2 separate regions of the Homo sapiens genome follow, and region 1 is linked to region 2. A link is a contact called in ENCODE Hi-C or POLR2A ChIA-PET data. All regions are on one chromosome and are shown on one strand. Each heading gives the region's core, a stretch centred on a gene start or an enhancer-like site at or near the end of the contact. The rest is flanking DNA. Distances are from core to core; before and after follow the strand shown.

The links. A loop is a pair of places that touch in the nucleus more often than their neighbours do. ChIA-PET counts read pairs that join two places held with the same protein, here RNA polymerase II (POLR2A). Pooled maps may share reads with other maps.
Region 1: a loop to region 2 is called in a map with no recorded cell type, with 2.0 times the contacts of the local background. The contact joins two enhancer-like sites. A Hi-C loop is called at or near these places in 1 of 37 single-sample maps with no recorded cell type and 6 of 50 pooled maps. POLR2A ChIA-PET finds 5 or more read pairs at or near these places in 1 of 52 experiments (activated naive CD8-positive, alpha-beta T cell).

What each region holds. Positions count from the first base shown.
Region 1 is chr14:54,623,438-54,629,616 of GRCh38, reverse strand. The region is part of intron 2 of SAMD4A (sterile alpha motif domain containing 4A); the gene reads right to left. LOC112268133 (a long non-coding RNA gene) reads right to left here. Exons shown (of 2, transcript XR_002957606.2): 2 at 1-6,179. Among named protein-coding and RNA genes, the nearest start is that of SAMD4A, 59 kb to the right of the region's middle. Within about 2 kb of position 1,501, at least 26 of the 41 ENCODE cell types and tissues checked have a DNase peak (open chromatin) inside an H3K27ac peak, as active enhancers do.
Region 2 is chr14:54,888,580-54,894,871 of GRCh38, reverse strand. All of the region lies in intron 1 of GCH1 (GTP cyclohydrolase 1), which reads left to right. Among named protein-coding and RNA genes, the nearest start is that of GCH1, 11 kb to the left of the region's middle. RefSeq lists an enhancer at 3,909-4,158. Within about 2 kb of position 3,936, at least 3 of the 41 ENCODE cell types and tissues checked have a DNase peak (open chromatin) inside an H3K27ac peak, as active enhancers do.

The DNA.
Region 1 (6,179 bases), core at 252-2,751, 260 kb after region 2:
TAAAGAAAAAAAAGAATAGCAGAAAATGAATATAATATAGGTTCATTATATAAAAACTAACATAAATATACATGCATAGAAAGGAGATAAACTGTCATTAGCAGTTACCAATAAGATGGGAAGGGACAGATAAAACGAAATATTCATGTATCACTCTGTATGCCATACTGGGGCTTACTGATTGAATCTGGTACAATAAAAACATATTTGTATTAGCTTCCTAGGATGACTGTAAAATACCACAAACTGGGTAACTTAAAACAACAGAAATTTATTCTCACAGTTCTGAAAACAAATCAGGTTGTCTGAAATCAAGATGTGTCAGCAGGGCCATGCTCTCCCTGAGACACTAAGTAGAATCTGTCGTTGCCTCTTCCAAGCTTCTGGTGGTGGCCGTCAATCCTGGGCATTGCTTGGCTTGCAGCTGCCTCACTCTAATCTCTGCCTCTGTGATTATTAATACCTGGTGCTCTTCCTGTGTGTCTCTCTTCATATGGCATTGTCGGCTTCTTATAGGGATACCCAGTCACATTGGATTAGGGCCCACCATCACGTCATAACTTCATTTTAACTTGTCTACATCTGCAAAGACCCTATTTCCAAAGAAGGTCACATTCATAACTACTGGAGGTTAGAACTTTGACATTCTGGGGGAGGCAGGACACAATTCAACCTGTAACAATATTTGTGTTTAAAAAAAAACCAAAACTACAGTTAAGGTTCCTTGAACACCCTATTTATGAGCCCATACAGATCCATTAGAGACAATACTATGAGAATGAAGAACCTGGATTAAGGAGCCACACTGTAGAGGTTCAAATCCCAGCTCAGCCACTTACAAGCTACATAACTTTGAGGCAGTTCATTAACTTCCCAGTGCCTCAGTTTCCTTATCTGTAAAATAGCAGCACATAGGTCAAACGGTTGTTAGGAGGATTAAATGAGTTATCAAGTACTTAGTACAATGCCTGGTACACACTAAGTACTCAATCAACATGAGCAATTGTTGATATGATTATCACCATTTTCAGCATCCCAAAGACTCCCCTAGGAAGCATTCTTGGGGACAGAGCATGCTTTATTTTTATAGCACCTACTGAAGGCCTATTTCCATAGCTGCTTCCCCAATAGTCTCATGCTTGACTTTCAGAGCATCAGCAATTTCATCTGATGCAGAGTTATACTGCTGCAGTAAATATTCTTCATCCATGCCATTATTCAATTCCCTTCCTTGGTGCAGACCCCTCTGTGACATGGCAGTGATGCTCATGAAGGCCGGCGGAGTCTCCAAGCAGCACCACCTAGACCGTCCGGGCAAAGCGCCTGTCACTTCACATGCAGCCCCAGGAAGGGACACAGAGCAGTCTTCGGCCTCAGTCCTCCCACCTTCTGTGATCAGGGCCCTATATTTGGATTTTGATCTCGGCCTGACTTGCTGCTAAATCTGTAACCAGTTACTCTTACAGGGTTGTGGGGGAGGAGTCATGTTGCTATGGCAATCCAACAACTCTGGGAGAAGGAGAGGAGAGGAAATGGAATTTCAAGGCCCGAGACCACCAAGACTCAGAAATACCCATTTCTGCGTGTGTGCCACAGAAATGAATCTTGATATGCTAAAATAAACAGACCTCTCTTCTCTTTTTCCCAAATTTCCAACCATTGACAAAAATAAAAGCCTGCTTATACAAGAACTCTATTCACATGTCATTTCCTAACAGGACAGAAACTAAAACTCACACTTCATTCAGCAAGTCAGGAAGTCAGCTGATTTCCTTTAAAACCCTCTCTGCATGAAACGAGCAATTGTCTAGTCTGGATTTTATACATAATATTACTTTTTGACCTGCAGTTTACAAATAAACTAACAGAGAGACACAGATAAAGCTTCGGCTTTCTCATCTCCCACTGGTTTAAAGGAGCAGGAGGAGGGCAAGGAAGGATGTAAAAAACTGCCTGGTAACCGAAAGACCTCATCTTCAACAATGACTTCTACCCTGCCCAGGCAGTAACAGCCGCTGACAAAAAGCTGAGCTGACTTGTTAGGGTCTCACACCACTGTTTTCCTGTCCACATTCTGGTAGAGCTTCTAAGGAATCTATCTGAAAGGCAAATCAGAGTCAAACACATACACAAACACAAATCAGGGATTAAGACTGTCTGTGTGCTAGATATTCAGGAGCTAGATCATCTAATGAATGGGCTAAAGAACGTTCTGGTAGGCTAGTCCAGGACAGGATCAGCCACGGAGCAGCAAATGTAACGGACAAGCTGCGTCTTTGAAAAACTACTCTGGTTAACCTTAGGACTCACATCTTAGGGGAGTTGTATGACAAAATTTCTTTAAAAAAAAAGTCAGAAGCACCCCTCAATCTGATTCTCTTTACTTTCTGTCCTTTTTACCTCTTTTTCCAAGACAGTTTTTCTGAGCTTGAGCTAGGGTAGGGTAAGTACTGAAGGAAAATTTAATTCCAGAGTCTGGGGGTTGGATGTAAAAAGGTAATGAGTTAGTTGAGTTATAGTTATGTAATTTTTCCGAATTTTTAAGGAAATAGCAATTGCTTAGAATTACAGAATAAGATTATATGGATGAACAGGTCAGAGAAATAAGATGTAATTGGGAGAAAAACCCTGAAGCAAGAGTCAGAAGACTCCAGTCCTTGGCTTGGCTCTCCCACTTACCCAGTCAAATAATCACGGACAAACTATTTAACTTCCCTGAACTTCTGTTTCTTCAGCTCTAAAATGGGTATAATAATGCCTGCCCTGACTTCAATTATGAGATCAAATGAAGTCACATATGTGCAAGTCTTCTGTAAACTATTAAGAACTTTTCAGTGAATGTATTGCTATTCTACCAGAATCCAGATGTGTTGAACAGAGAATTGCTGTTCTCCTGCTTGTATATCCCTCAGCCTCCATAGGAATTCCTTATATCTAGTAGGAAAAACAAACGCAACTGGAAACAAACATGTCCTAACTAAATATGCATATAGGAGGGGTTTTTAGTACAAGTTTCCAAAAGCAGGTTTAAGGGAGACCCGTTCGACTTGGAAAGTCAAAGTTGGCCATCACCTAGCAATCAGCAACGTATCCACAAGGTACCGAACACCTGTGGGCAAAGCCACTCTCCCTTCCTGAATGGCACCTTTATAATGAGAACACTCACTGTTGTGCAAGAGATAAGAAGTTTTAGTTCATAAAATTCTAGTTGGTAGCATGCCATGTCAATTAGCTTCTTACTCCATGTTCACAGCATTATCACTAAATTAGAACTAATTACCATCTCAATTGACAATTTAGAAGCCATTAAAATATAGATTAGCCTGAAAGAAATACAGTATCCTGTGGAAAGTGAAATTCTGATGGAGAAGAGATAAAGTCTAACATCTAACATTTACTGTGGTAATGACCCTGTAACTGGTGCTAAAACAGGATGTTAATTAAACTAGAGCCACTATTTTTCCTGACCTCCTGGAAGCTAGAGTCTAAAAAAAAACAAGATGTCTCTTTCTGTCCCTCATGCATGCACATGTGCGCACTCGCGCGCGCGCGCGCGCACACACACACACACACACACACACACACACACACACACACACACCTAGCAGTAGAGCTGCTATTCTGTAAGTATGTCCCACAGTCAACACCAAGCCTCGGTCAGGAGCTAAACACAGACTTTGCTTAGCATGCTTCGGAAACAACTAAAAGTTTGAAGCAGAAGTCAAGAGATACCAAATTAGAGCGGGACAATTTAAAGGTACAATGCATGGGGGAAATGAAGTAGGGAAGAAAATAGGCAAAGTCAAGTAAGAGTGACCATTAGTCATGAGCTGAACATGCCCCGTGAGCAAAGCTGCACAAGGTGAGTTCAAAATTTTGATTAAAAAATTTATTATAAAGCTCTTTTCCTTAGGTACTTTCTAAGTACTTTACATTTCAAACCAGCAGCTGCTTAACTATGTGGCCCTTTCTCTGAGAAACTTGCAAATATGGGGACACATTTTTAAAGAGGTATGGAGGGATTTAACATTACATTTTGTAAACATCACCTGGTGATCTGAAGAATCACAGTTTGTCAATAAACAAGCCCCACCTGGGTTCACAAACAAATCAAAATGGCTTTGCCAGGTTCTGGAAGGAAACTTATTCTTGCTATTTTCACTGCTGAACTTTCGGGCAGCTCATCTCAGAATGACAATGTTTACATTCCATTCCCTACAACCTCACACCCTGGTGCAGGGAAGACTAATGACAGAATGTCACGAAGCAGAAATGCAGAAACATAGGAGTAATTGCGCAGCAAGTCAGAGAGCTTTCGATCTGAATGCACGCAACAGCAGGAAAGCCCATTACTCCAACTGCTGAAATTATGTCTCACTGGAGTGAAGTCTACAGAAATATTTATAGAATTAGCAAAATACTATCATTGGCAGTTTTGGGGATTGCCTAATCTCCTGAAAACCTTTTATGGGCTGTGGGGAAAGAGCTGGGGGGAGGGGGACATAGGAAGCCATCCACCAGAAAAATGGTTAGGTGTTAAAAAAAAGAAATGATAACTTTGCCATAGTAGCACAGTGTTAAAGAAAGCATGGGAAACCAAATTCAGGTCATAAATTCATCCTGAAGCACACACTGACTGACTATTGCTGTCATTCCAGATATGTATTTCAAAGACTTCTATTAGTGACAAAATCCCTACATTTGCAAAGCATCCTGAAAGGTTGTATTTATTTTTCTGATACTTAAAAACAACAACAACAACAAAAACTGTATATCCGTGCTGTATCCTTTCTGATTTAGTTATTTATGGCCACTTACCTCCAAACAACAAAAAAAAAAATCTCTTCTCCCCAGGTTGCCCTTTATATTACAAAGTAATTATGGTGCTCACCAACTGAATTTAGTAATTGAGGATAATTGTATAGCCATATAAGTAAAACTATTTGCTTTCTTGCCAATTTGGTCAGTTTTCAGTCTATTAACAATCACAAGCAACTCAGAGAGGAGACAGCATTTACTTTTGAATCTCAACTACATGCTTTTTACCAAACTTCAGTCAGCACATCATTTGTGCTCAGTTAAATTGGTTGTTGCTGAAATTCCCCGCTAGCATTGAAATAGCTGTCAGGGCAGGTAGTCTTCGAAAGTTCTTAGATCTGCACTGTTTGGGCTCCTTGGCTCAGTCAGGGTTTGTGTAATAAGGGTCAATGGAGGTGGTTCCGAAAGAGAAATATACAGAGCCCTTCCGTGATGTCTGATGCCTTCTTTTTCTTTCCCACATCGCACACTGGCATGTAAGTTATCACGTGACCGGAGAGGGCATAATAGAAATTAAATAAGAGTGGGCCGGGCGCGGTGGCTTGCGCCTGTAATCCCAGCACTTTGGGAGGCCAAGGTGGGTGGATCACAAGGTCAGGAATTCGAGACCAGCCTGGCCAACATGGTGAAACCCTGTCTCTACTAAAAATACAAAAATTAGACGGGCGCGGTGGCAGGCGCCTGTGCTCCAGCTACTCGGGAGGCTGAGACAAGTGAATCGCTAGAACCCGGGAGGCGGAGTTTGCAGTGAGCCAAGATCGCGCCACCGCACTCCAGCCTGAGCAAGAGTGAGACTCCATCTCAAAAAGAAAAAAAAAAGGAATTAAATAAGAGTGGATGAAATCAAACCAGTTCCTCTCAGATACTGTCTGTTAGATTGTCCCCTCACACTAACTTATGAAAACAGAACCATTCTTCTCTTTTCTTCCTGGTTAAGTTAGAGGAGAAGGGGCCCTGGGCAGCCATAGTCCATTTCCTTCTAATGTTTCAGGAAGAATGGAAAGAATGATAACATTCTAGGTCAAGAGACTCTAAAAGAGGTTTTGCAGTAATAACTGGGACCTCCCATGTTGTTATCCCCCAGCTATGTTCAGAACATTTCTACATGGATACCTATCCTTCCCTCGAATTCAGCAAGTGCAAATTAGGCATATCCTTGTCCCCACCCTCCCCAACTGATCCCTACCTTGGCTTCTTTATTTCTACCAACAGAATTAGCCATTATTTTTCCAGTGGCCAACAATTAATACTTTGGAATAATCTTTTATACCTTTCCTCCCCCTGCTTTTTTTTTTTTTTTTTTTTTTTTTTTTTTGCTGATGTCCAAGTTATTTATTAACAGAGGGGTCATCACAGTTGTT
Region 2 (6,292 bases), core at 2,687-5,186:
CACTCAAATTTTGATCCATTAATAATTTTTGTGCTTGGTTTGTTAATGAACACTTATATAGGACTTAGTTGTGTTCATTGCCAGAAAGAGCACTGTGAATAAAGAAGAAAAAATAACAAGGCACTTTTGACATATTATATGATTGGAATTTTGGACATGTCTAAGTGGAATAAAACAGTTAAGAAGTTACTGAGAAAGGGGGAGAAAAGCCAATCCTAATAGTTTCTTTTAAAAATGGATTATCTATAAACAATTTTTCTGACATGGGAAGAAAAATCAATATACATAACTTCACTATAGCAAGCAAAGCCTTCAGGTTGGTACTCGTACTAGATTCCCAGGGCTGCTATCACACAGTACCGCAAACTAGGTGGTTTAAATGACAGAAATAAACAGTCTCACAGTTCTAGAGACTAAAGTTCCAAAATCAAGGGGTCAGCAGAACCATACTCACTCCAGAACCTGTAGTGGGGGAGGCTGTCCTTGCCTCTTCCCAGCTTCTGGTGGTGGCCGTCAGTTGATGGTGTTCCTTGGTTTGAGCTGCGTCACTCCAGTCGCTGCCTCTGTCAGTGTCCATGTTTTTGTTTTGTCTTATAAGAATGTCAGTCATATGAGGCAGGGTCCACTTTACTCCAGTATGCCTGTGTTAGTTTAGCTAATTACATCTGCAACAACCCTACTTCCAAATAAAGTCACATGCTAAAGATACCTGGGGTTTAGGACTTCAACATATCTTTTTTGGCGAATGGCACAATTCAACTTGTATTAGTACTAAATACTATTATTAAAAAAATTAGTAGGAATTTTACTACAATTTCATTGATCATCAAGTACTACGCACTTCACTGAACGCTGGGAATGCAGGATGAGCAAAACCAGGTATAGTTCCTGCCTTCATGGAACTTACAGCCTAGCAGATAGAATCACATGAAATAGAAATGTGTTGTGAGATTGAGAAATGTGATGATAAACAAAAACACAGCTCAGTGAGAGCACTTGGCATAGGAACTTGACCAATGCCAGGAGATGGGAGCATGAATGGGTGAAGCGATGCTTAAGCCGACTGATGTTCTGAGTAACAAATACTGCTGATGGCTTACTTTGTGCTAAACAGTGAGTTTTTACATGTGTTACCTCATTTGATCCTCACAGTAGCACGATGGGGTAGGCAATATTATTCCCATTTTATACATAAGGAAATTGGGGCACAGAGAGAACTTTCCCAAGACTGTATCTTGAAAGTGGCGGAGCTGAGAGGATGATATAGAAAGAGAATCATTGTAATCTCTGGTAGGTGATTTAATTTTAATAATAATATTTTACTGATTTATTTGAATGATTTCTCCCTTCTTCCTCACCTATCCCCGCTTTTGTATTTTCTCTGCTATTTGCTTTGTCCACCTCTAGAAACCCTTCCATGCCTGGGCATTCCCCACCTGACTCATTTGCCAGTGATTTCTATATGAGGACTGTAATTTGAGTCTAGTATTTGGTTGAGTAGACTGCAGTGTTAAAACTCACCAGGAGAGGGCAACTGTCTAATCATTGGATCCCAGATTATGAATCCTGGATTATGTGAACAATTCTCAGTTCCAGGTTATGCAAACAAATATGTTTCCCATGGTTATAAATTTGCTAGAGTCTATAGTAATTAGATTGGGATATAATTTGTGTTGGGTTATGCAAAGAGTATCTGAACCAAGTTAAATCTGTTATACTCAAGGCCAAGAGGACATTCATTTACTAGAATTTTATTCTATTGGAGCCCATTAGTAGAAATATTTATTTATTTGGAGGCAGAGTCTTGCTCTGTCACCCAGGCTGGAGTGCGGTGGCATGATCTCAGCTCACTGAAACCTCTGCCGCCCAGGTTCAAGCAATTACCCTGCCTCGGCCTCCCGAGTAGCTGGGATTACAGGTGCCCACCACCATGCTCGGCTAATTTTTGTATTTTTAGCAGAGACAGGGTTTCACCATGTTAGCCAGGTTGGTCTCCAAGTCCTAACCTCAAGTGATTGGCCTGTCTCAACCTCCTAGAGTGCTGGGATTACAGGCATGAGCCACCGCACCCGGCCGGAAACATACAATGTTTGTCCTTCATGTCTGGCTTATTTTACTTTGCAAAATGTCTTCAAGGTTCATCCACATTAAAAACATCTATTTTATTTTTATTTTTATTTTTTGAGATAGAGTCTTGCTCTTCCGCCCAGGCTGGAGTGAAGTGGTGTGATCTTGGCTCACTGCAACCTCTGTCCCCTGGGTTCAAGCAATTCTCCTGCCTCAGCCTCCTGAGTAGCTGGGATTACAGGTGCCCACCACCATGCCTGGCTAATTTTTGTATTTTTAGTAGAGACTGGGTTTCACCGTGTTGGCCAGGCTGTTCTTGAACTCCTGACCTCAGATGATCCGCCCGTTTCTGCCTCCCAAAGTGTTGGGATTACAGGCGTGAGCCACCACATCAGTAATTCATTCTGTACAATGTTGTATATTCTCAACACATATTATATTTTAATTTCCTTATTTCAAGAAAACCTTAGAATTGAAGATACAGTAGTTCCCCTTATCCTTGGGGATCTGTTCCAAGACCCCCAGTGGGTGCCTGAAACTGAGGGTAGTACCAAACTGGATTGCCATCATTCAGAATAAATTTCTGTTTGTGTCTTCTACCCACAAATTTCATGCCTTTTCCATCTTAACTAAGCACTTACCATGTGCTGTGGCCATAGCTTTTGCAGTCTGAAGTACAATAACAATACTAGCATGAATTTTTTTTTCCTCCTTCACAGTTTCACAGATAGAAGATTTGTTCTTAATATAGTTTTAGCAACCTCAGCGTAATGATTTTGTTCATTAATAAACTGAGAACTTTAATCTTTTTCACTTGAAGGAAACACAGCTTCTCTTTGGCATAACTGAATTGCCAACGTCACTACTCTTGTGGTTTAGGGCCATTGTTAAGTAAAATAAGGGTTACTTGAAAACAAACACTGCAAAACTGAAGGTTGATTTGATCACTGAGATGGATACTAAGTGACTATTAGGTAGGAAGCATAGACAATGTGGATGCTCTGGACAAAGGATTGATTCATATTCTGGGCAGAAGGGCTGGAGATTTCATCGCAATACTCAGAATAGCGTGCATTTTAAAACTTATGAATTGTTGGCTGGATGCGATGGCTCATGCCTGCAGTTCCAGCACTTTGGGTGGCCGAGGCAGGTCACTGACTTGAGCTCAGGAGTTAGAGACCAGCCTGACCAACATGGCCAAACCTCATTTCTACAAAATGTACAAAAATTAAGCAGGCATAGTGGCATGTGCCTGTAATCCCAGGTACTCGGGAGGCTGAGGCACGAGAATCACTTGAACCCGGGAGGCGGAGGTTGCAGTGAACTGGGATTGCACCACTGCATTCCAGCCTGGGTGACAGAGGGAGACTCTGTTTAAAAAAAAAAAAAAAAAAAAAAATGCCAGGCATGATGGCTCATGCCTGTAATCCCAGCACCTTGGGAGGCCAAGGAGGGCGTATCATTTGAGGTCAGGAGTTCGAGACCAGGCTGGCCAACATGGTGAAACCCCCATCTCTACTAAAAATACAAAAAAATTTGCTGGGCATGGTGGTGCACACCTGTAATCCCAGCTGCTAGGGAGGCTGAGGCAGGAGAATTGCTTGAACTTGGGAGCCGAAGGTTGCAGTGAGCCGAGATTGTGCCACTACACTCCAACCTGGATGACAGAGTGGGACTCTGTCTCAAAAAGAAAACAAACAAAAAAACCTTATGAATTGTCTATTTCTGGAGTTTTTCATTTAGTATTTTCAGACCATGTTTGACCAAGGGTAACTGAAACTGTGAAAAGTGGAACTGTAGATGGTCTCTATGAGTAGTCACTGTTAAAGGGGAAACAAAGATGATTGTTGGCCTGATCTTGGCCTTCAAGGAGTAAAGGGGTTCTGTGTAGTCAGAGGGAAGCTGGGTGCTTCTGGTGGAGAGACAGGAAAGTCCAGATGTTATGGAGAAAGTAGCTTTTGAGTTGAACCTAGAAGGAAATTCATTTTGAGTTTTTTTGGGTTGTTTGTTTTTTGCAGAACGTGTCCATGCTGGTTTAGAGATTATGGTCTAAGTGTTTTTCAATAAAAGGCATACACTAACATTCATAGTTACCTGTACCAGAGTTAAAATTAAATGGAGTTTTCAAGGCAATTAGATTTATTTTAAACTTTTAAAAGATCAATATTAATGGCATTAGGGCCAGCTCCTTTATCTGATGTCTTTAAAGTTCATTCTGGCCATAGTCAACCCTTGTAATGAATTTTAACCTGACACATGTTGCTACTTCATCTAGTCTTTGTAACCTGGTTATTTATTTATTTTTTGAGATGGAGTTTTGCTCTTGTTGCCCAGGCTGGAGTGCAATGGCGCGATCTCGTCTCACCGCAACCTCCACCTCCCAGGTTCAAGCGATTCTCCTGCCTCAGCCTTCCCAAGTAGCTGGGATTATAGGCATGCGCCACCAAGCCTGGCTAATTTTGTGTTTTTAATAGAGATGGGGTTTCTCCGTGTGGGTCAGGCTGGTCTCGAACTCCTGACCTCAGGTGATCCGCCCACCTCGGCCTCCCAAAGTGCTGGGATTACAGGCGTAAGCCACCGCTCCCGGCCTGGTTATTTGTTTTATCTGCAATTATTCTTTCTCGTGAATCCCCTTGGCTAATCATGCTCACAAAGTTCTGACACATATACCACCTGAATATTTCTAGAATCTGAGTCATCTTTCACTTAAATTACAATAACCTCTTAACTGGCCTTCTTGCCTCCTAGCTTGTCCTGCTCTGATCCATTCATGCCAAAGTGATTTTTCTAAAATTGAATAAGTTTTTTCCTTGCAAAAAACACTTGATTGATTTTCTGTTGTCTTTCCTCACCATTGCTGTGAGGTTTTGTTCTGTTGTAGCCTCTTGCTACATTTTTTGGCATTTTTTTCTTATCTTCCATCGCATTTCCTCATATAGGGCAATTTAGTATTTTAGTTTAGTGCATAGTTTAGTGCACAGTTAATCTGAGAAACCACTCTGTCTCATTTCCTTGCTGGAGCTGGAGACCCAGGTGAAGATCCTGAGGTTTGTTCTTTTGCAATGTTTGGCCTTTATTATCTGCCCTCCTCCTGTAATTTATTTTACTGTCCTTTTTGTTTTTGGTTGGCAACCATGGGGAGGTGGCTGCTGCCTCTTGCTTATCAACAACTGTTGCTTATGGAGACTTCTGTGAACAAGCAGCCAGGTTTAGGTGAGGAAATTGGCCGTGACTGAATTCTGGGTGAATTTTTCGAGGTCCAGTTGGTCCAAATGTTTGTGATGTGCAGTCCTAAGAGGCCATGGCTCTTCCTGTGAAGTGTGATGTGTTTTATGTATCACACATTAGTTTTTATTTGTCCTAAGCAGGAATCAGAACTCAGTTCAATAGAGGCCATTGGCAAACATCCCAAACAAGGAATCTCTCACTAAAATAGCTTAAAATATAATTTTACCTGTGTGGTCTAGGCATTTGTGGTACAGTGTTCGTTAGCAGTGAGGAAGGGCTATGCGTGCCTGGAGATCAGATGAGAGGCCTTAACTCAGTGAGGTCGCTGACTAGTTGACTTTAAGGCATAGCTGCTGTAGATCATACCCCTCTAATTGACCCCACCATTTATCGTTTATCACATGGGCAGCCCTGGAGGTATGCCTCTCTGATGGCCTATCAAAAAGAATCTGCCCTTCAGCTTCAAGGAACAGTTTGCTGACAGCCTCCAGCTGTTAGTGCTGTCAGGCTTTGCCTCCACGGAGGCCATACTTATCCCATGCTGCGTGTCCTTTCATTTTGGTGTCATCTCTTTCTCCCCTTCTACCCCTCCTCCACCACAGTAAACAGCTTTTTGAGGGCTGGGGCTGTTTATAAGTGAAGTAGTTTATAAAAAGTAGATGCACATCTTTCAGCTTCATATTTAGCATGTTGGAAATTCTGTTCACTGATCTAATTCTGAAATCTCCTTGGTATTTCTTAAACTAGTTGTATAGGCTGGGTGCAGTGGCTCATGCCTGTAATCCCAGCACTTTGGGAGGCTGAGGTGGGCAGATCACCAGGTCAGGAGATCGAGACCATCTTGGCTAACACGCTGAAACCCTGTCTCTACTAAAAATACAAAAAAAAAAAAAAAAATTAGCCGGGCGTGGTTGTGGGCGCCTGTAGTCCCAGCTACTCGGGAGGCTGAGGCAGGTGAATGGTGTGAACCCGGGAGGCAGAGCTTGCAGTGAGCGGA